Regions from separate parts of the Mus musculus genome. Here region 1 is linked to region 2. Evidence: chromatin loops called from intact Hi-C (ENCODE). Cell type or tissue: left cerebral cortex. All regions are shown on one strand. Each heading gives the region's core, and the rest is flanking DNA. Links, peaks and the distances in the headings are about the cores only. Region 1 holds the start of Agap1 (ArfGAP with GTPase domain, ankyrin repeat and PH domain 1). Region 2 has its middle 87 kb from the start of Gm41913.

The links. Hi-C counts contacts between places; a loop is a spot of excess contacts. Peaks named below come from ENCODE experiments on the same cell type or tissue, not always from the same donor. Only the 100,000 strongest peaks of a DNase experiment are listed, where the experiment ranks them.
Region 1: it touches region 2 in a loop (2.1-fold over the local background); 2 of 42 quality-filtered maps call a loop at or near these places.

Annotation. Positions count from the first base shown.
Region 1 is chr1:89,446,747-89,456,688 of GRCm38, reverse strand. It overlaps Agap1 (ArfGAP with GTPase domain, ankyrin repeat and PH domain 1), which reads right to left and starts at 1,878. Exons shown (of 18, transcript NM_178119.3): 1 at 1,097-1,878. The coding sequence starts at 1,259. In left cerebral cortex, for the core only: a CTCF peak has its summit at 5,705 (motif pointing left); DNase peaks (open chromatin) are centred at 1,091 and 1,980; H3K4me3 peaks cover 1,857 bases; H3K27ac peaks cover 1,682 bases.
Region 2 is chr1:89,295,920-89,305,861 of GRCm38, reverse strand. No RefSeq gene overlaps it. Among named protein-coding and RNA genes, the nearest start is that of Gm41913, 87 kb to the left of the region's middle. In left cerebral cortex, for the core only: no CTCF peak of the experiment used is centred there; DNase peaks (open chromatin) are centred at 3,194 and 3,764; H3K4me3 peaks cover 630 bases; H3K27ac peaks cover 1,014 bases.

The sequences.
Region 1 (9,942 bases), core at 863-8,862, 150 kb before region 2:
ACACTCCTGCTAGACTTGGAAGGTTCCCATGGCTCTCAACAGAGGACTCACTAGCCTTTGGCAGGCGCAGTATTACACTAGGACAAGCCACCTGCAGGCCTTTTACTGTCACTGGCCAACAGCAACTCAAGAGGATAGACTGCTAATCCACTGGCTGATCTATGACACATTACCCATTTAGATGCCACCTGCTCCCCCAGGTAAATGATGGCAGGCCCGAAGAAACAACCCAAGGAAACAGGTCAGGCACCTAGTAGGAGAGAAACGGGAGCCATGGGTAGTCCAAAGAGAGCACAAGCCAGGGCAAAGCCACCGGCTCCATCCTCCCCTGCAGGGATACTGCCTTGCCTGACACTGGGGGCTCAAAACAGTGTTCTGTGCAAACACAGGCTTACAGGCAGCAAGATCATCCACTTTTCCGCCCCTTGGGTGGCTCCCAAGTAGCCGACGGATTAAAGTGCCCCTTTCAGCAAGACAGTATCAAGGTGTCCTGCCTCCCAAGAAGGGTTATAATTTGCCTCAGGATTTTAGTACAAAACGGCCAGCGTTTGTACAACGCCAGTCCGATCAGCACTGGGGCATGATACTGCCTGGGTCCCATTGGCTTCCTACATGTGCCACCTCCCCTGTATCCGCGAACTGGAGGGGGGGGGGGGTAGCCAGCCATGAAGCAACTGAATAAGCTGGCCGGAACAGCATCCCCAGCAGCAGCGCTTCTCAAAACACATCTTCAACGTCCACGAAAGACACTCAGGCCGGGCCTGATAACCTGTCAGGGATCCAGTGGCGCCATCCCAAGCAGCTGCCCCCAGGCGTCTGCTGGGCCCGGACGGGGCTTGCGGGCCGCCCCGGACGTAGCAGCACCGTGCCACTTTCTCACAGGAGAGACTCCATTGTCCATTATCAAATGAACGCTGACAACCCATCTTCCCTGGCTGACTGGCCGGCCTTGCGGGACAAGAGGCACCGCAGTGCTCTCTCCGCCGGGCAGCCGCGTGTGTACACACGCAAGCACACACGCGCGCACACACCCCGCCGCGCCAGGGGCGCCCGCTCCCCCGCGCTTTCCAGAAGCCCCGGGCGGCCTGGCCCTCACCTTCGATGGCGATGACGTGCTCCCGAATCTGGTTCTGCAGCACCGGCTCCTCCACGCGCTCCAGCAGCTCGTAGATGGAGTAGATGTTGGGGTGGACCGACTCGAAGCGCTGGATCTCGGCCCGGATGGCAGCCGAGTTGGCCAGCTGCTGCTGGTAGTTCATGGTGCAGGCGCGGCGCCCAAAGCCGCGCGCCCCCCGTCGTCGCCGCCCCGCGCCCCGGAGCCCCGCGGGCCACCGAGACCCGGGGCGCCGCAGCCCCCGGGGAGCACGGAGCCGAGGAGGCGCAAAAAAAAAAAAAAAGAAAGAAAGAAAGAAAGAAAGAAAGAAAGAAAAGAAAAGAAAAAGAAAAAGAAAAAGAAAAGAACGCTGAGGATGAAGCAGTAGAGGGGCTCAGTTCATAGCAGGGACCAGCGTCCCGGGTCAGCGGGCCGTCCGGGAAGACCGCGGCGCCATGGAGCGCGGCCGGCCGCGGAGGAGGCTCGCTCGGGCGCCTTCCCGCGCCGCAGCCGCCCGCACCCCTACACGCCGGCCGGCCGAGCAGCCATTAAAGCGCAGGCAGCACGGCGCTGCGAGCGCCGGGGCCGAGGCCCCCGGGCAGTGGCCGCTCTGCTCCGGGCGCACGGCTGCGGCTGGGTCCGCGCGCTTGTGAGTGCCGCGCTACCGCGCGGGCCGGGGCCCTCAGCTGCCCTGCGCCGTCCGCCAAGCCGGGACCGAGCTGTAGGCGCCTTGCCAGCCGCGGAGACCGCTCCGAGCGCCGCCCGCCGCTGCCCGGCCAGCCCCCTCCCTGGCACGCAGGGCTCTGGCCCACGTCGGCCCCGCCCCCGCCTGCGCTCGCCGCCCTCCGGCCGCCGCTGCGTCCTCGGCGGCGCTTCCCAGCGCGCCGGATCCCGGGGAATTGCGCCAGACCCCGCCCCGCGCTGCCTCTGGGCTTGCTGGGACTTGTAGTCCATCACGCCGGCCGGCCCGCGCGCGTGGGGTGCGCTGTGCGATCGCGTCGCAGCGCACTGGGCGGGCCCCGCGGGACGTCCGGATGCCGCTACAGCCCGCGGATCTGCGAGCTGAGAGCCCTGGTCCCTCTCGGTTATCCCTACTGCCCCGTGCCAGCCCCCGCGCCTCTGTACGGGGAAGGTGGCGCACGAGCCCGCCCGCCCGCCCGCGCTTTTGTTTGTTTGCCAGTTGAGCGCTTAAGGAACCTCTGCGACGCGCGGGGTCCCCTCCCCCCGTCTGGCAACTTTCTGCCTCCTTTCTAAACCCAGCAGGATAGTTACTTCCCTTCCCATGGGATACACGGGAGTCCAACGCTTCATCAATAAACTAAACCTGAGGCTGGGGTGGTAGGTGAGACGGAATTCCACGGGGGCTTCTAGGCTTTTCCACGAAAATGTTGCACAACTGAGTTGTAACCTCCACGCCGCAGCCCTCCGAGCGCCCGACACTAACCCCACTTTAGCCCAGTCCAGGAGCCCATGAAGCTAGACCGCACTGCAGCTGAGAGCTCATGCCAACGACTCCAAATGAATTAGATTGTTGTAGATTTCCAAGGATCCAGGACGAGTCCGAGGCCGTAAAGGTCCTGGGTCTATGCACTGTCTCACCATGCAGGGGTGTTTTATAAACAGCCCACATTCCTGATTCAAATGCCCTGGGCTTTACCTGGTTCAAATGCAAGCTAATGGGCAGCCCAGGGCCCCAGGCAGCCTAGCTCTTGGTTCTTGGAACTCTTCCGAGTTCCAGTGTTCCTCAAGCCAGTGTACTGTTCAGCCTTCCTTGTCCCTAACACAGCAGAGGCCCTGGCTTGTTCTGTGCCTTGCCTCTATCTTCGTCCTTAGCAGAAACACTAATAGAGATGCTGGCATGTGGGTTCATTCTACTGTTCGTCCCTACTCCACCTTGAAACCCCAACTCTTTGTGAAATAGTTCCAGGACTCCCCTGCTTCACATCTGGCTTCTCAATCTCTTTGGGGGTTCCTTTGTACTTCTCTAAGGTTTAAATATGGATGATGCTGGGAGTCAACCTTAGACCTGTTTTATTTGCCTCTCTTATGCCTTTGAATATCATATAGAGGTTGATGACACTAAATTTTCTGTCCCAGACCTATCCACCTGTCCCCTCCTCATCACATCCAACTTTTGGATTGAACATGACTTTTCTCCTGTTGGACATCCTGTAGTCTCAGCACTTAAGAGACTAAAACCAGAGGATTGCTGTGGACCCAAGGTGAGACTCTGCTTTAAAAATATAATAACAAAATAAAAATCAGACATCTTCCCCATACCTGTGAACCTCTTCCCACCCCAGTCCGAGGCAGTACAGACCTTTGTTCACTAATTTGAAAATGCAGTGTGTGGTCTTTTCTTCCCTTGTTCTCTTAGATCCCAGAATGTCAGCTCTGCCTTTGGACGGAGCCAGAATCTTCTCGCTTTCTGTCATCCTGCTGAGGCTTCATTATGTAGTCTCGGATTAGTGAATGAGACCTAACCTAGGCATCTTCCCTTTTCCTGTTTCCTCATTGACCAGTCTCAAGAAAGTAGTTCTAGTGAGCCTCTAGGCCATGGCTCTCCTCTGGTCACAGCTCTCCCTCCAACGCCACCCATCCTCCCTGGCTCCCCCAGCCCTCCTGGCTTGCATGCATACCACAAGCTGGGTAGAGTCTCCATTTCCACAGCTTGTGTTTGTTTTTATTTTGAGATTTACATATCTCTGGCTACTCTCAAACTTGCTGTTTAGCCAAGGTTGACCTTGAATTCTGATCTTCTTTCCTCATCTGAGCTGCATCTCCAGTGTGCATTATCCTACTAAGCTTGTCAATTGGTCTACCACAATCCCAAGGGACTGATTAGAAGACACAAGACTCCATTATTCATAGCAACAACAGTGGACAGAGTAGTGGTGGTTTTATATGCCCATGAACTGACTTCCAAGTCACACAGGGTTGTATCAGGGGCCAGGTGACACAGGGTGGCTCTGTATGAGCAAAACCCTGGCCATAAGAGTCCATGTCCTTCAGAGAAGAGCAGAGACGACCCATGTCAGAAGAGACGGAACTCTGGGCTTCAGGACCGACCCTCTTCTCAGGAGCACTAGCCACTATGTCAGAGCACCAGAGACCACACAGCTCAAACAGCAGAAGTGTAAGATCCAGGTGTCAGCGAGGTTGGCTTCTCCTGTGGGCCCCTCCCCAATTCGGAGACAAGCGTTTTACCCCTGCGTCCTTGCCCAGTGTCCTCTACGTCTACACTCTAATCTCTTCATTGAATGACATCAGTCCTGTTGGATCAGGGCCAGCCCTGTTGACCTCATCGTCACTTGGATGCCTCTTTAGAGAGTCAATCTCTTAATGTGTCCCGTTTGAGGGTCATGGAACTTAGAGGTTCATGGGTGTCCAAGGGACACAATTCACCCTCTCACTAGACCACCTCTGCTTCCACTCTGTCCTATCCTCTCCAGGCACCCTGACCTCCTTGATGTGCTCTGAGAACACCTGGTGACAGGAGCATCTTCCCCCAAAACCTTCACCAGCCTCATCGTTTCCTGTATGTATTCACTGTAAAACCACCCTCTCAGGAGACCTTCCCTGATACCCTGTGCAAAGTGGCATCCCAGTTCACCAATACTAGTGCCTCACCTCCTTGTGGGTAAAAAGAGCACTAGTTTCTAAGGATGTCTCAGCTGTCTTATAAGTTCTAGAAGGGACAGAGCTCTGTCAACATGCTTTTGACTTCTGACCTTTAGAACCGTGGGATCATCGCCTTGGACTATTGTTTTATAGTTGTAAAGGGTACCAGTACACTGGCTCAATTTTCTTCTTTCCACATATCCCACCTAACTCACAACTCTTTACTTGCTTAACTCGGGTGTAAGGTTCCTGAAGGCTACAATTCCATCTGTTTTATCTGCCATCCCATCCTCAGGCCCTGGAGCAGTGCCCAATAGAGAGTAGGTGTCCAAGAAATGGTTTCCCCATTAAATTTCATTGGTCATGAAGACAGGCTTCTTCAGTGCTGCTGTCAGGGTCCACTCATCATGTCCAGCACATAGTAGGTGCTGGATAAAGCTCTCTTATCAACACTACCCCGGAAATATTCATTCGGCTCTTACTGACTCCTCTCCAGTAAATACAGCCAAACACTCTGATTATTTCTCATGCAATGGTCCTTCCAGACATTTAAAGCAGTAATTGAAAGTCCATTGATGAGAGGTACTCTTAGTCTCGTGAGATGTGATGACTCTCAAACTGGTCACCAGAAGTCTCCAAAGTTGGCACTGGAGAGATGGCTTGGCAATTAGAAGTACATACTGCTTTTGAAGAAGACCCAAGTTCAGTTCCCAGCATCCAGTCTAGACAACTCACAACTATCTGTAACTCTAGTTCCAGGACATCTGACACCATTTTCTGCCCCCTGTGAGCTCCTATACCCACAAGCACACAATTTTAAAACAATAATAAATATCTGGAACTTAAAACAAACAAACGAACAAGGAAGGAGGCTAGAGAGACCACTTAGTGGTTAAGAGCACTGACTGTTCTTTTAGAAGTCCTTGGTTCAATTTCCAGCAATCACATGGTGACTCACAACCATCTGTAATGGGATCTGATGCCCTCTTCTGGTGTGTCTGAAGAAAGTGACAGTGTACTCGCATACATAAAATAAAAAAAAATTTTCTTTAAAAAAAAGAGCAAGGAAAGAAGGGAGGAAGGAAAGCAAGAAGAAACAGGATTGTTTGGGTTTACAATTCAAGCATATGGCCCATCATAGCAAGGGAGGCAAGGTAGCAGAAGCGTGAGCCAGCTGGTCCCATTGAGTCCACAGGAAAAAGAAAAGAGGATCTGGTATCCAAGCTGGATTTCTCCTTTTCAGTTAATCTGGGCCCCAAGCCCATTGAATGATGTTATCTACATGTAGACTAGGCCTACCTACCTTGACCCAATCTAGAAACTCCCTCACAAATGTGCCCATAGATTTGCCCGCCGAGTGAGTCTCTAGATCCAATCCAGCTGACATAACCTTTGTTGTCCAAAGCTTAGCTAATATGAATTGTGACATCTATAAGAACAGCATTATGGCCATGCTTTAAACGGCAAGATGTTCCGTTGAACACAGCGCCATAGCCCTTCCTCCTAAACTATCTGTGAGGCACGTCTGAGAAATGCAGGCAGCCTCTTGTGTCAGGGGACTTGACTGTGCTATATCCGCTTCCCTGCACTCACTTGACCTGGTTTGGTTCAACTCCTTTTCACGCTCAGCTCAAGACTGGTGAGACTCCCATCTGACTGTGTGTGGCTGTCATGTGAGCCTGGCACTCAGCACAGGCCATAGGTCTCCATGCCGGGTAATGGGAAGTGTCTTACAGAAGTTCCTGATGGCCCTGGGGGAGAGGTCACAAGAGGAGGGGCAGGAGGGAGAGTCCAGAGAGCACAGCAGAGAGTTTATTCTCAGGATTTTGCTACCATCTGATGAAATGACGTCACAGGGGAGAGCAAAGCACTCTATGTTCCTGCTTGGTACTTGACCCAAGCCTGTGTAGTTGGTACCAGATGCCACAGAACTGACACAGACCTCAGCAGCACCACTCTGGGCATTTGATTTGCTGTCTCCCTTCTGGATCCGCCGATGTAGTTAGTCTAGGCTCTTCCCACAAAGCGTTGCTCAGAGCCAAGGGGCTCCGGAGCCTTTATTTTCTTAACTAGAAAAGACAGGTCACAAGGACAACATTCAGGAGAAGGAGTGGTGATCAGTGATCGTCACCCTGAACCTTACTCTGACAACTGGCTGGGGCAGGATTTGAGCCCATAACTGTTTTACTCCATGCTTTGATGAGAGCTGGCAACCATGTTTTCTCAACCCCTTCAACCAGAGGGCACAGTCAAAGCTTTCATGTGAGATGTGTAGGCTTGGAAACATTCATGTTCAGAGCCTGGCAGTCTCTTCTCTCCTTCTCCCTCTACTGAATCTACTTTCTTATTCTCTCTCCAGCCTCCCCTTGGCCACCATGATGTGAAGAGATTCGTAATACCTAGAGAGAGCTTGTGTAAATATGAGCCTCTCTAGATGGTTCTGCCTGCTCAGCTTCAAGTCTTTCTATTGATACCCACATGCCATGGGGACAAGCCATCCTGTCTGAGCCTCCTGTGAATTCCTAACACAGGAACTCAGAGATAGTAAGTGCTGGTCAGAGGCTAACATTGCTTTAGAGACCCAATAATCTGATCTCACTTTTTATCGTTGTTGAGATAGATCTCCAAAGGTAGCCCAGGCTAACTTCAAACTCTGGATCCTCCTGTCTCCACCTCCCGAACTATTAGTGCTGGGATTATGCATTTGTACCACTGTACCCGGGTAATCCGTTCTTAATTTAGACATACTTCCAGGATCCCTGGAATATTCCCATAGCAGAATCGTGCTATGTATGTGACTGTACTTGCAAATGCGTGTCATCTCCGAGTGTCCCCATTTATCAAGCTTTGCATGTTGTTCAGGTCTCTGGAATGCCCAACCCCCTTGCACTTGGCTTGTCATCTCCAGGTAGTCCTTGTTTGAGGGTCATGGCTCACCTGGAACCTCATTACCAGCTCGCTCTTGCTTCCCCAGACTTGGCGAGGTAAGCACATGTCTGTAGAAGTATGGCACAAGCTCTCAAATCAAAATCAACATGTCATCAGGCTACTGGTCCTTTTGAGAGTCTGGTGGGATCTCTGCTTTTCAAGGTTATGGAGTGCCTTGGCTTGTGGCTTTCGTCTGCCCTGTTCAAAGCCAGCAAAGGTGACAAAACTCTTCCTTATTCTGTCACACCAGAGCCTTCCTTCTCCTCCATTCCCACTTCTCTAGGACCCTTGGGATTGGACTAAGCCCAGGAGGATGATTCAGCCTCAGCTCACCTCTTCAAGGTCATCTGGATTAGCACTTTTAATTCCACCTGCCACCTAGAGTCTCCTTTGCCACCTCATAACACAAGCCCAGACTCCAGAGGAGCTGGGCTAGGGCTTCTCTGGAGAGTGGGCACACTATTCTGTCTATAACACTTTAATAAACTTGCCACTGACTGTCTGTTACAGATCTTGGATTTATCGGTCATAGCTGGAGTCGCATTAGAACTCAAGAAAACACATAACCAGGCTGGCAGATTTGTCTTCGAGCTGGCTATGATGGCCTCTGTGGGGGTCTCTCCAGCATTGTGTGGTCCGGTGGTTTAATTGCCACTAACTTGTGGCCCAATGGGTTAACCACCACTAACTTGTTCAGAATCTCACTCTAAGGTCTTGTGTGATAGGAACACATACATAGGTGGACACAATTAGTTCTTGGTGATTCTATGTCACTATTATTTTATTTTATTACTGTTGTATATGTGCGTGGTATGGGATGAGGGGCATGCATGAGCCACGATGCAAGCATGACACAGGGTAGAGGTCAGAGGGTGACTGTGTGGTTTGTACTCCCTCCTCCTTCTGCCTTCTCTTTGTGGGCTCCAGGCATTGAGCTCAGGCCACCAAGCTCCCTCAGTGAGCACTTTGCCTGAAGTGCCATTTCACCAAGCCTGACTTTATTTTATTTTTCAGTTTTTTGAGATGAGGTCTCATGTGGCCCTGGCTGGCCTTGAATTTGTTGTGTAGCAGAGGTTGACCTTGAACTTCCCCTGCCTCAAACTCCAAGTGCTGTGACTTCAGGCACACACGGCCACTCCTAACTTGCACGTCTTACCTCATTTGCGCTGATATTTTTAGGTCCATGCTTATTTTTAAGGACACAAAGACTGCCTTCCTGCCATGTAAACAACAGGCAGCTTACTGTTTAGCTTAAGGTCACCTCTTAAAAGATTTTTCACGTTAACTGAATATCTGTAAGATTAACTTAATGGGCTACTTACTGTTGAGCATCTGTAATCCAAAAACTCTGGGGTGGAAAGTCTCCAAAATCCTAAACTCTATGAGCACCACCACGGTGTCACAAGAGGAAACTTCCACACCACAAAGCTTGGTTTCAGGCCCAAAACCATTAAACATATCACAGGGCTGCTGAGATGTTTTGGTCAGTAGAAGTCCTCACTGGCAGGCATGACACACTAAGCATTAAATCGCAGAGCCCACATGGTAGTGGGAAAGAGCTTACTCCACATCAAAGCTAGGGTGTGCTTGCCTCTGAAAGAGTCGGGCTCTTCTCCCTCCCCCGCCCCCTCTCTCTCTCTCACACACACACATACAGAGAGCATAAAATATAAATATATAAATATATATCTTAAATGACACAATTTAAAAATAAAACAAATATCATTTTAAAGTTACCTTCAAGCCATAATAGGTTATTGTGAAACGCTGTCTTCCATGTACAGCTATGATCACCCACAGGAGACCTTTACAAGATTCTGTTGCCATCCATCAGAGAAGGAAGGAGTGGGATGGGTCATTAGACCCTCACCTCCAATTCCAGTGTCTCTCTCCCTTCTGCATCCCTGACCCAGGTAAGGGTGACTGAAGGGGACTCCATCCATGCAGCTTCCTGGTGGCCATCACCCATGCAGGGATGTGATGGAACTTTCAGGGTTGTTGTTGTTGTTGTTGTTGTTGTTGTTTGTGGCCACTCACACTCCTTTAACGTAAGCCCCATAAACTAACCAGTACACCGCAGTGGACTTGGATGGAGTCACTTCTGTCAATCACTGATGCCCTACCTAGGATGAAAGGACATTTTCTCCATGTCTCACCAAGAAAAGATAATGCAGCAGAAAGGTGTGTGCAGCATGCATGGGTTTTATACTTGTCTGTGGTCCTCCAGATTTTTCATTTTACAGAAACATGACTATTTTAACCTCGGGAAAAACCTCAAATACACCTAGGGTCACAAGCAT
Region 2 (9,942 bases), core at 597-8,596:
CTACTGAGCTCTTCATCTATGCAGTTCCCTAACAGAGTTGGAGGATTCCCAGCATGCTTTGCATGTGCACACCTGTCAGTGTTATCTGTAGTAACTGTCCTCCACCCACCTGGTCCACTATGTTCTTTTCTGAATACAAATCCTTATCTTAATATACTTATTCCTTTTTTATCAAGTTTGCCGTGTAATCTGTACCTTTATTTCAGAAGGATTTTCCTAACCCAATTCATCACACTATGCGACCTTTTCTTCTCCTGACTTCAGAGTTTTCCTGCCTCGTTTTGGTTTTTCATATGAACAGATGCCTCTCTTCCTGGTGTTGGGCTTAGGCATCTCTGTCGAATTTTTTCCATGTATAAAGTCAATTTTCCCAAGATCATTGGCAAGATACACCCTTCCACTGGCATGTGTCACTGTGTCACTAACAGGCATTGAGTTCCCATAGTGCCCTCTTTGAGAACTCGCTGTTCTGCCCGACTCATCTATTTGTCTGTTCCAGACTCAATGCCACATTCCCACGACCTTGAAGACAGACTTAATATGTGTTAATTCAAACCATCTGTTCCTTGTTTGTAAGATCAACTTAAGTATTAGTGGACTTTCATTTCACCATGAAGTTTTCAAATGAGTTACTCCATTTCTAAAAACAAACTGAAGTCTCACTGAGCTCCCGCCGAATTTATAGATCGGGTTGGGAATAGTTAACATCTTTGTGGCAGGAAACCGCCTCTCCCAACAGTCCGGGTCGTCTCTCCATCCATTCAAGCACATCTTCTGTTCTGTTTCTCCATCAGAAACCTTCAGATTACAGGCTCATCTGACTTGTGAGCACCCAAGCATGTGCTACCCTGGGAGTGCTTCTCACTGGCTTAGAACACGACATCCAAGGTCTGAGCAGGGATGTGGTGCAGGGTGGTGATCGCAGTGCTTTGGAAGCTGAGGCAGGAGGATGGAGAGGTCCAAGCCAGACTGGGTTGCATAGCAAGACCCTGTTGTTTTAAAACTGTCTATTTTGAAAAGGTCTCATAATAAACCTTTAGTGAACAGTATTTTTTGGCTCCAACACACTATGGAACCCATTGTGTACCTCAGGTAGACCATCTCATGGTAATGACCTCTTGTCCTTCCCCATTGAAATCTTAAGCCCTTTGTGCTGTTGACCACGGCATCCACCAATGCCAGTGAAATGGCCATTCTATCTCATGGCCCCCCATGGAATGGCTTTAGAGGGTTTCTGGCTGTCTCCAGATGTTTGTTACACAACAAGTCAAATAAGGGAAATCCCCCCTTTTTACTTTGCTAAGTATTTCTTCAAACATAGTAAACACTGCTGAGTACTTTCCCTCCGTCTGCTGAGACGTCTGTGTGCTATTTTCTTCCTTCATCTATTGTTCTCTGAGTTGTCTGAAGCTAATCCCACAACTATAGCTGTGTGCCTGACTGTGGTAGAACTCATTCTTTTTTTTTTTTATTTTATTTTTTATTAGATATTTTCTTTATATACATTTCAAATGCTATCCTGAAAGTTTCCTATACCCTCCCTCTACCCTGCTCCCCTACCCACCCACTCCTGCTTCTTAGCCCTGGCATTTCCCTGTACTGGGGCATATAAAGTTTGCAAGACCAGGGGGCCTCTTTTTCCAGTGATGGCCAACTAGGCCATCCTCTGCTATATATACAGCTAGAGACACGAGCTCTGGGGGTACTGGTTAGTTCATATTGTTGTTCCACCTATAGGGTTGCAGATCCCTGGTAGAACTCGTTCTTTCATAAAGTTTCAGACACGCATGGCTGTGGAACCACACTCCTATTAGCACTCAGGCGGCTAAGGTTGGAGGATATTAAGTTCAAGGATAGCCTGGGCTACATAGTAAGACCCCCCTTTTAAAAATGGTTTTTTTCTTCTTTCTGTAGGGGCTGGAGAGATGGCCAGAGGTCGAGTGTTTGCTCCTCCTGAGAGGAGTCCCATTTGGTTCCCAGCGCACACATGGAGTGGCTCACAATTGCCAGTGAGTCTAGCTCTAGGGGATCTTTACATCCACAAGTGGTATACACTGAGAGACACATAGATATGCACATAAATAAAAATAAAAGTTCCAAAATGGGGAGCACTCACATGATGCACAGACACATGTGCAGGAAAAATACCCCCCCCACACACACACACATAAATAAAATACAAATTAAAAGCAGGGCAAAGGTAATGTGGTCAGGTGTCCCAAGTCATTTTAGCTTACTTCCCTGGGTTAGTAGCATTGATCTTGACCTCAGAAATGTGCTTTGCAACCAGGATCAAATGCTTCAGAAATTCTGGTAGTAAAACAGGGGTACCTACCAAAAGCTGTGCCATTATCTCTCCGAGAACACCCAGAGATTATATTTGCAGTTGATGTGATCTTAAAAAGTGAAAGAGGAGAAACGGTGTGTAATGGGATCAGGAGTGCCCGTGCAAAATGTCATCACAGCTGTCCCCTCCCCGGCTCCCACCCTGTCAGGGTGCCCCCCCCTCCAACTCAGCTGCCGGAACCATCTGAATGAGTTTAATGATCCATTCCTCCAAGGGGCCTGCGAGTCTCCTTTGGCTACCACCGTCAGCTCATCGACTGGACTCATCAGCTGGAGGGATGGGAGACATTTGGTGCTACTCTTAACCCTGAACTCTGAATCATGGCGTTCCTCTCTGCGCAGCTTTAGGGGATGATGGAGAACCTGAGGGTGACTCAATCAAAGCTAGCAGACGCGCTGCAGATCCGGAGAAAGATCTCCTACAAACGTAAATGTAACCGAAAGCGGGATGCCATTTCTTCTTGTGGCGGGGCTCCCGTCAGGCCTGGTGTCAGATCCCCGGACCCCCACTTCTCACTAAGCTTTGCTGAGGAGCCTCCTGGGCACTGGGCTGCATGGCGGCCGAGTCGGCTGAACGCTGAATTGTCAAACTGTGTGTCTCACGGAAGACGCGGAAGACGCGTGTTTGCCGACCGTGGGAACAGCCTGTGCTTGGAGAAGCATCTTCCGCTTCCCATCTCTGTCTCAGGGACTTCAGGAGTCTCATCCGCCTCCCCTCCCTGGCAGGAAGCCTTCTTTAGTCTCATTTGTTCCTGATGTGGTTTCTGTGGTTTCCAAAGAGAGCAGAAATGCCCAGCCGTGCTGGTTTCCTCTTTTTCTACAAACCCACTATTATCTCCCTGGCGTTTTCCTTTGAAAATGATTTCTGGGTTGAGAAATGCTTGTGTGTGTGTGTCTGGAAGATGCAGCGTGACTCCTCTGCATCTCTCACACTGTCGGGCACCCTGAAATGTTGCTGTTTGCTTCGTGGGCATCATTTTGGCTGCCAACCTCTCTCTGGTGGGCGTAGACAATGTGTCTGCTCTCCGAGAAAGCTTCCCGCCCCCCACCCCCAGACTGAGGGTGGGGGCGGGGCATGGACTGGGCCCACAGCTAGGCAGGCATGGGGACAGAGGCCAGCTGTGACTGCTGACTGTCTGGGATAACACGTGTTCAGGACCTTGACTTCTTTCTTAACAGGAGCACCTCCAAGGCTCCTTTGAGTCTCAATGATTTTATTTCCTTCACACAACCATTGGCTTTACACATGGTAGGATGCCCCCCCTCCCAAACCCCCAGGTCCCGCCCCCTCCCCCCTTCCCCCCAAGAACTGTATTCCCTTTACAGAGTTCATGTGATAAGTCTTCATCTTATGCCATTTTCCAAGTGAGACATCAGGGCTTTGGGAAATGGTGAGTCAGAATGGTAGAACTCACTCAAACTCTTCTCTCAGGCACATTGTGACAGACCCAGAATAGGCCCCTGGATCACTCTCCAGTGTCACAGGAACCTTTCCTGATAGAACCTATCCTTTCCTCTCCAGAGGGAGTCTTTAGTTCTTCTGTGTACCTGAGCCATGGGGTGGGCCAGGTCTCTGAGCAGGCCAGGTCCAAACATGCATCTCTATACGTAGTTCCCAGGACATCATTGGAAAGGAGATAGGGGATTGACTAAACAAGCACAACTGTAGGACTGGGAAGCCATGAGGGAGTGGTAAGCTCTGGGTTCTGTCAGCAGAGCCCCAAGGTAGAGCCCTGTAGGTCACCTGCCCTGGCCTGAGTTCATGGGCCTCAGTGTGTCAGGTGTGGGGGAGGGTGGACTGGTGACTTTGAGGACTTCACCCAGGTTGTGGTGCCATCTGCCCCTTCGCGCGACCCCAGTACTGTCACATTTAAGACGTGGGTGTTTTGTTTCTCTTCTTTCATAACTGAAAAGGTGGCCTGAGATGTAGGCCCTGCACAATGATCTCTAGAAAGACTTTTCTAGCCTGGCGTGTGTACCCATCTGTTTCATCAAGAGCCATGCCATTGGCTGTGGAAGTAGAGAAGTGGCTGGAATTCTGTAGGGAGGAGAGTGGCGGGGGGCAGTAGAGTGAAGGGCAGGGAATGCCCACAGTGAAGCAACTGAGGGGAAATGTAATCCCCTGTAAGAGGCACTGCCAGGGAGGGCGTAACCCATACCTAACCCCGGTGGTGACACCGGGGGATTTACTGGAAGTTTTCTGCCACCACCAGCCTGGAAGGAGCACTGTACAACAGATCAGAGAGAAGAGTTGGGCTGGAGGGTGGATAGAGACAGGGGTGGGGGAGACAGGAGACTAGAGGGTCAAAGGTGGTCTGTGTCTGTGCTTTGTTAGGGTAGTCCCCAGAAAACGAATACAGCACCCATGAATGCCCTCTTCCTAAGGTGGCTTCCATGAAGACCTGGCCTAACCGTCTCTACCCCTAATAGGACACTTTCCTCCTTGACAATGGCCTGAACGTAGCCATTTACCTGGACAATAGGATGTAGCGAAAATGAAGGGATTCTATTGGCTAAGGCTGTGACATCCATGGTCGGCCATGTTTCATGCTGATTCTCCTGCACCCTTTGATGAAATACGCTACAGGCTGGGGGGGGGGGCGGGACCCAACAGAAGACTGCTGATAAATTCCACTGGCAGGAACTGCACAAACCCTGGTGTGTGGGTGGGTGTGTTAGAGGAAAGGGTGGCTCACAGACATCCTGCTTCCAATAACAGGATCTTCCTTCTTTGCGAAGCACCATAGTGACAGTTTGTATGAACCCTTGGACCAGAGCAGGGGTTCTTAAACCATGGTTCACAATACTTATATGGGGTTGGAGGCATAACTGAATGTGGAGTAGGGGACATTAGGAAAAAAATTTAGGCAACAGGAAAAGGTTACTGAGCATTTAATGACCAAAAAATGGTTCAAAATCAAATGTAAAATGAATCTGGGGTATTTTTGTCAGTGCTTACTCATGTTGTATCTTGTGAGTTTGCTTTAGCCTTGGTTCTGAGCATGCACAGGCCACCATCACACCATGTGGTCCTCGCTGCACATGGCATCACACCATGTGGTAAACACACACACACACACACACACACACACACACGATGTGTAAAACATCTCAGCTCACATGCATGGCCATCAGATGTTATGGGCTGCAGTGGTTTTACTGTCCATACACAGAGGCAGTTTAAGGAGGAAGGGTTTATTTTGCCTCAGAGTTTAAGGGAATCTAGTCCATCATGGTAGGGCAGGCATGGCGGCAGGAGAGTGAGGTGACTGGATTACATTGCAACTGAGTTAGTGAGCAGAAAGTGGGAAGTGAGGCCAAGCTACAAAGTCAAGCTACAACCCACTTCCTCTACTGAGACTACCCTCTAAAAGTTCCACAACCTTCCAAAAACAGTGCCACTATCAGGGGGCCAAGAATTTAAAGACATGTGCCTGTGAGAATCAGTTCACATTCAAACCATGAGGGCTCTTGTATGGCTGGAGAAGTCTGGGTGTGGGCCAGCTTCACAGCCTATGAAACCTGTTCATAGCGTGCTGGTCTCATCTCTCTCATCTCATCTCTCAGGCTCTGCCTGGCACCACCACAGAGCTTCCTGTCTAACTGCCTTGGGCATTGTTAGGACAATGAGTTTTGTTGTTATCTGCTTGTGTGTGTGTGTGTGTGTGTGTGTGTGTGTGTGTGTGTTGGGAGGCAGAGGGTGAGTTGTCCAGGCAGAGCTAAGAAGAACTGACATGGTTGGTGGAAAGTATGTAGGCTTAGGACTCATACCTTGGAGACAGTGGCCAGTGTTAGAGACATAGATGGTATAGAGACGCAACTATACAAACACAGAGCAGAAGAATGGAGATGTGATCTCTACAGATACACAGGCAGGTGTGGAGGTATAGGAGAGAGCATCAACAGCCCACAGGGCTTGCACATTCGGCTCTTGCCTTCAGGAGTGTGGATGCGGCACTGGAAGGTGAGCTGAGTATCTAGTGAGGTGATGCCAACCTTGCGTGTCCAGGGACTCCATGTTGAGAACTTCTGCTTAGAATCTGTTGACCTAGAACTGACAGCTCAATGCTGATCTTTCATTCATTGGCTAGGAGAGTGGAACAGTGTTACTTCAGTTCCCTCATCTATAAAACTGGCACCCAAAAGCACCCTCCTCCGAGAGAGGACACAGAGAACTGAGGCTTGTTTGTCTCACCACTTTGGTTTCTCTGGGGCTAAGTCCTTAGGGCAGGGTCAGCCCTGGGGACTTCACAGGGCACACAGGAAAAAAAATGATAGGGTACTGAGCAAGTGTGAGCTAATCTGTTACTCTCACACACAAAGCTAGACCAAAGAAAGAACTCTGCTCAGTCCCCTTCTGATTATCATCCCTAGAAGTCACTCCGTCTATTAAGACAGGGTTATTTTGAGTTTGTGTTTTAAATTACACACCTTCAATGGCTCCCAGGCCTCAGACCTGTGCAGTTAAAATGGAGTAAGCAGAAAAATGCCCTTGTCAGGATCACTGTCAACGTCAGACACAGCATCCTTAAACGTCTTCTGACAGAAGTGTGCTATATGCAAAGATGTGCAGGTTTTGAAAGCGCTGGTTACCAAGGAACTGTCCCATTTCAAATCCAGAATGAGTGGTGTGATGTCTTGTATTGTGCTCTTGTATTCTCCTTCCATAGAAGAAATTACCCAGTAAACCTCCTGTGCGCGTCCCTCTGCACTACCCAGTCGACAATATGATATTCTGGACTCGGATTTATGCTGGGAGGAGAGCTGTGTGTTTTGGATGAGTGTAATGACACCTTTGAACTTCACCTATGGGTTTTCTCTCACACTACACCCCAGGCTGAGTCTGTGGTGGGAACTGAGGCTCCACAATGGGGATTGGGGTGAATGGGGCCTCACACCATGGGACTGGGCTGCCTTATGACCAGGGAACTCGGAAAGATGCCCAAAGAATGTGGCACAACAGACAGGCATCCTCCAGGGATGCATCCAAGGGCCCCTGAGTGCCTGGAAGCTTCTGCAGGGAGCAAGTGTGCACTGTGTGCCAGGAACAGGCAGTCTTGACACTGCTTGACCTTTTCCTTCTATTTGGCATCTGATCACCATGCCAACCACCTTCACTTTGCAGGGATTGTGTTTAAAATGTCCCACAGGCGCCTGTACTTGAATACTTGATCCAGCTAGTGATGCTATTGTTTAGCCTTGGCCTCACCGGAGGAGGTTGAGTCAGGAGGAGCAGGTCTTGGAGGTGGTAGCTGCCTCTGGTTTTGATCATCCTGGCCAGCAGTAGTGTGAGAAGTCTGTTGTACACTCCAGCCACCATACTTTCTCAGCCACGATGGACTGAAGCTCCCCTGGGAACCAATCGCTCAAAGAAACCTTTCCTTCCCACCGTGGCTCCTGTCAGATACTTGGTCACAGGGAAGTAGACATACTAAGAGGCCACACATAACTCCCAACCATCATCGTCTGCATGCATGAACATGTTACTGCAAACATAGCTCCGTGCTTGTGAGGCACTAATTCATTCCAGCGTTCTTACATCCTCGGTTGCTCCTGCTGCCTTGACTGCTGCAAAGCTTGCTCATCCCCCACTGCCTTGGATGCGTCGCCCCTCTTCCTTGTCTTCCATCATGGAATATCATGAGTGAGAGAAAATAGACCTTGAGTGTGAACCATGGCTTTGCCCTTTCCTGGCAGCATGGCTGCAAGGAGTTAGTTCACCTCGTTGCGCCTCGATCCCCATCTGTAAAAGAGAAGCGACAGGAGCTTTGAGAAGGCTGCTGTAGAGGTGAAGGCTCAGCACGCCAGTGCTTAGAACACCACGTGGACACACAGAGAACACACGGGTGTTTGATCTGTGACCCCCATGAATGAATTAATAAGATGTGTCCCATGCGTGGGTTGAAATCCTTTGACACTGTGTGCTTAGTATTCAACTCTTTTCTAACCAATTTCTGTGAATTTTATAATATAAATATTTCTGAGAACATTTAATCTCAGTTCATCTGGACATATATTTTAAACATTTTTATTACCAAACCTTTTGAATGTTTATTTCATGATTTTTCCCCTATTACTTGAAAGCTCCTAAATTAACCCTACCTCCAAATTCTAATGCCCAATTCAATTTTAAGACTTGACTTGATTCACTATTATAACTATACTTTAGCATGTGGTGTTTTATTTTCCACACCTTACAAATCATTTGACTGTTGAATTATTTAGTTTCTTTGTTTTGTAACTATTAATGGAAAGGGAGCTTAAAAATCTGGCCTTTCTCCAGCTTTACAATAGATGACAGGTATGAGAACTTGTTTTATTGGGGCCATAAATACAGAGGGACACATTTCTGCCTTAACATGTATTGAGAAACTCTTTATGAACCCGTGAAAAAATACAATCCCCGCCACCACTAAATTCTACTTTGCATGTTGAAAAGGGCTTCATGGCTTACAAAGACCCTGTCCATCTTCTGGGATTTTCCAGACAGCAATGGGAGTGGCCATGACTACCTGCACTGGGACAACGGTGAGTGATGTCCTGTAGCAGCTGCTCTTCTGTCCCTGTCCCTTGTGTACTCCTCACTGCAGCTCTGTACAGGGGTGATAATCACACAGCAGCCCTGAGGGGTCTCTAGTGGCACTTTCTGCTGTAGGGGGCAGGGTAGACCATGGCCTAATAGGGGCTGGCGTCCCAGTCTCCTGGCCAGCTGCAGACCAGTTGGGTGTGCAATTTCTGCTGCTAGCCTAATGTCCTTCACCTGTGACTCCTATAGTCCCTTCTTTTAAGACGATGGGTTTCTCCCATATCTGACCCTGTGTTTTTGGTTTTTTTTTTTTAAGTTTTATTTTATTTTATTTTTTGGTTTTTTTGAGACAGGGTTTCTCTGTATAGTCCTGGCTGTCCTGGAACTCACTTTGTAGACCAGACTGGCCTCAAACTCAGAAATCTGCCTGCCTCTGCCTCCCAAGTGCTGGGATTAATGGCATGTGCCACCACTCCTGGCTTTAGTTTTATTTTTTATTTTACTTTATGTATATGAATGTTTTGACTGCATTTAAGTCTGTTCCACGTGTGTGCTTGGAGATCAGAGGAATGTGTTAGATCCCTTGGAACTGGAGTTACAGGTGGTTGTGAGCCCCTGAGTGCTAAAAACTGAACCTGGGACCTCTGAAAGAGCAGCCAGTGCTCTTCAGCATAGCTCTCTTCCCACATCTTCTGATGCCATGTCTGTCTTCCTTCTGGCCCTGTTGTGTTTCTCCACCTCATGGGTCTTTTTGTGCTAGATCTTGTCATATTTCTCTTTCTTTGTTTTAAGCCAACCACACCAAAGACCTGCCTTCTAAAAGTATTGTTTGTTATTATTATTATTGTTGTTGCTGTTATATTATTGGTGTGTGTGCAGTATGTGCACGTGGGCACATGTGTGCCACTGAGCATGTGTAGAGGCTAGAGGACAGCTTTGAAGAGTTAGTTCTCCCCACCTTGTCGAAGCAGGTTTCTCCCATTTGTTTGCTGACAGACTGTGTAAACACATGCCAGGCTAGCAGGCTCCTGGGATTATGGGTGTCTGTCTCTTGACTCACAATGGGAATA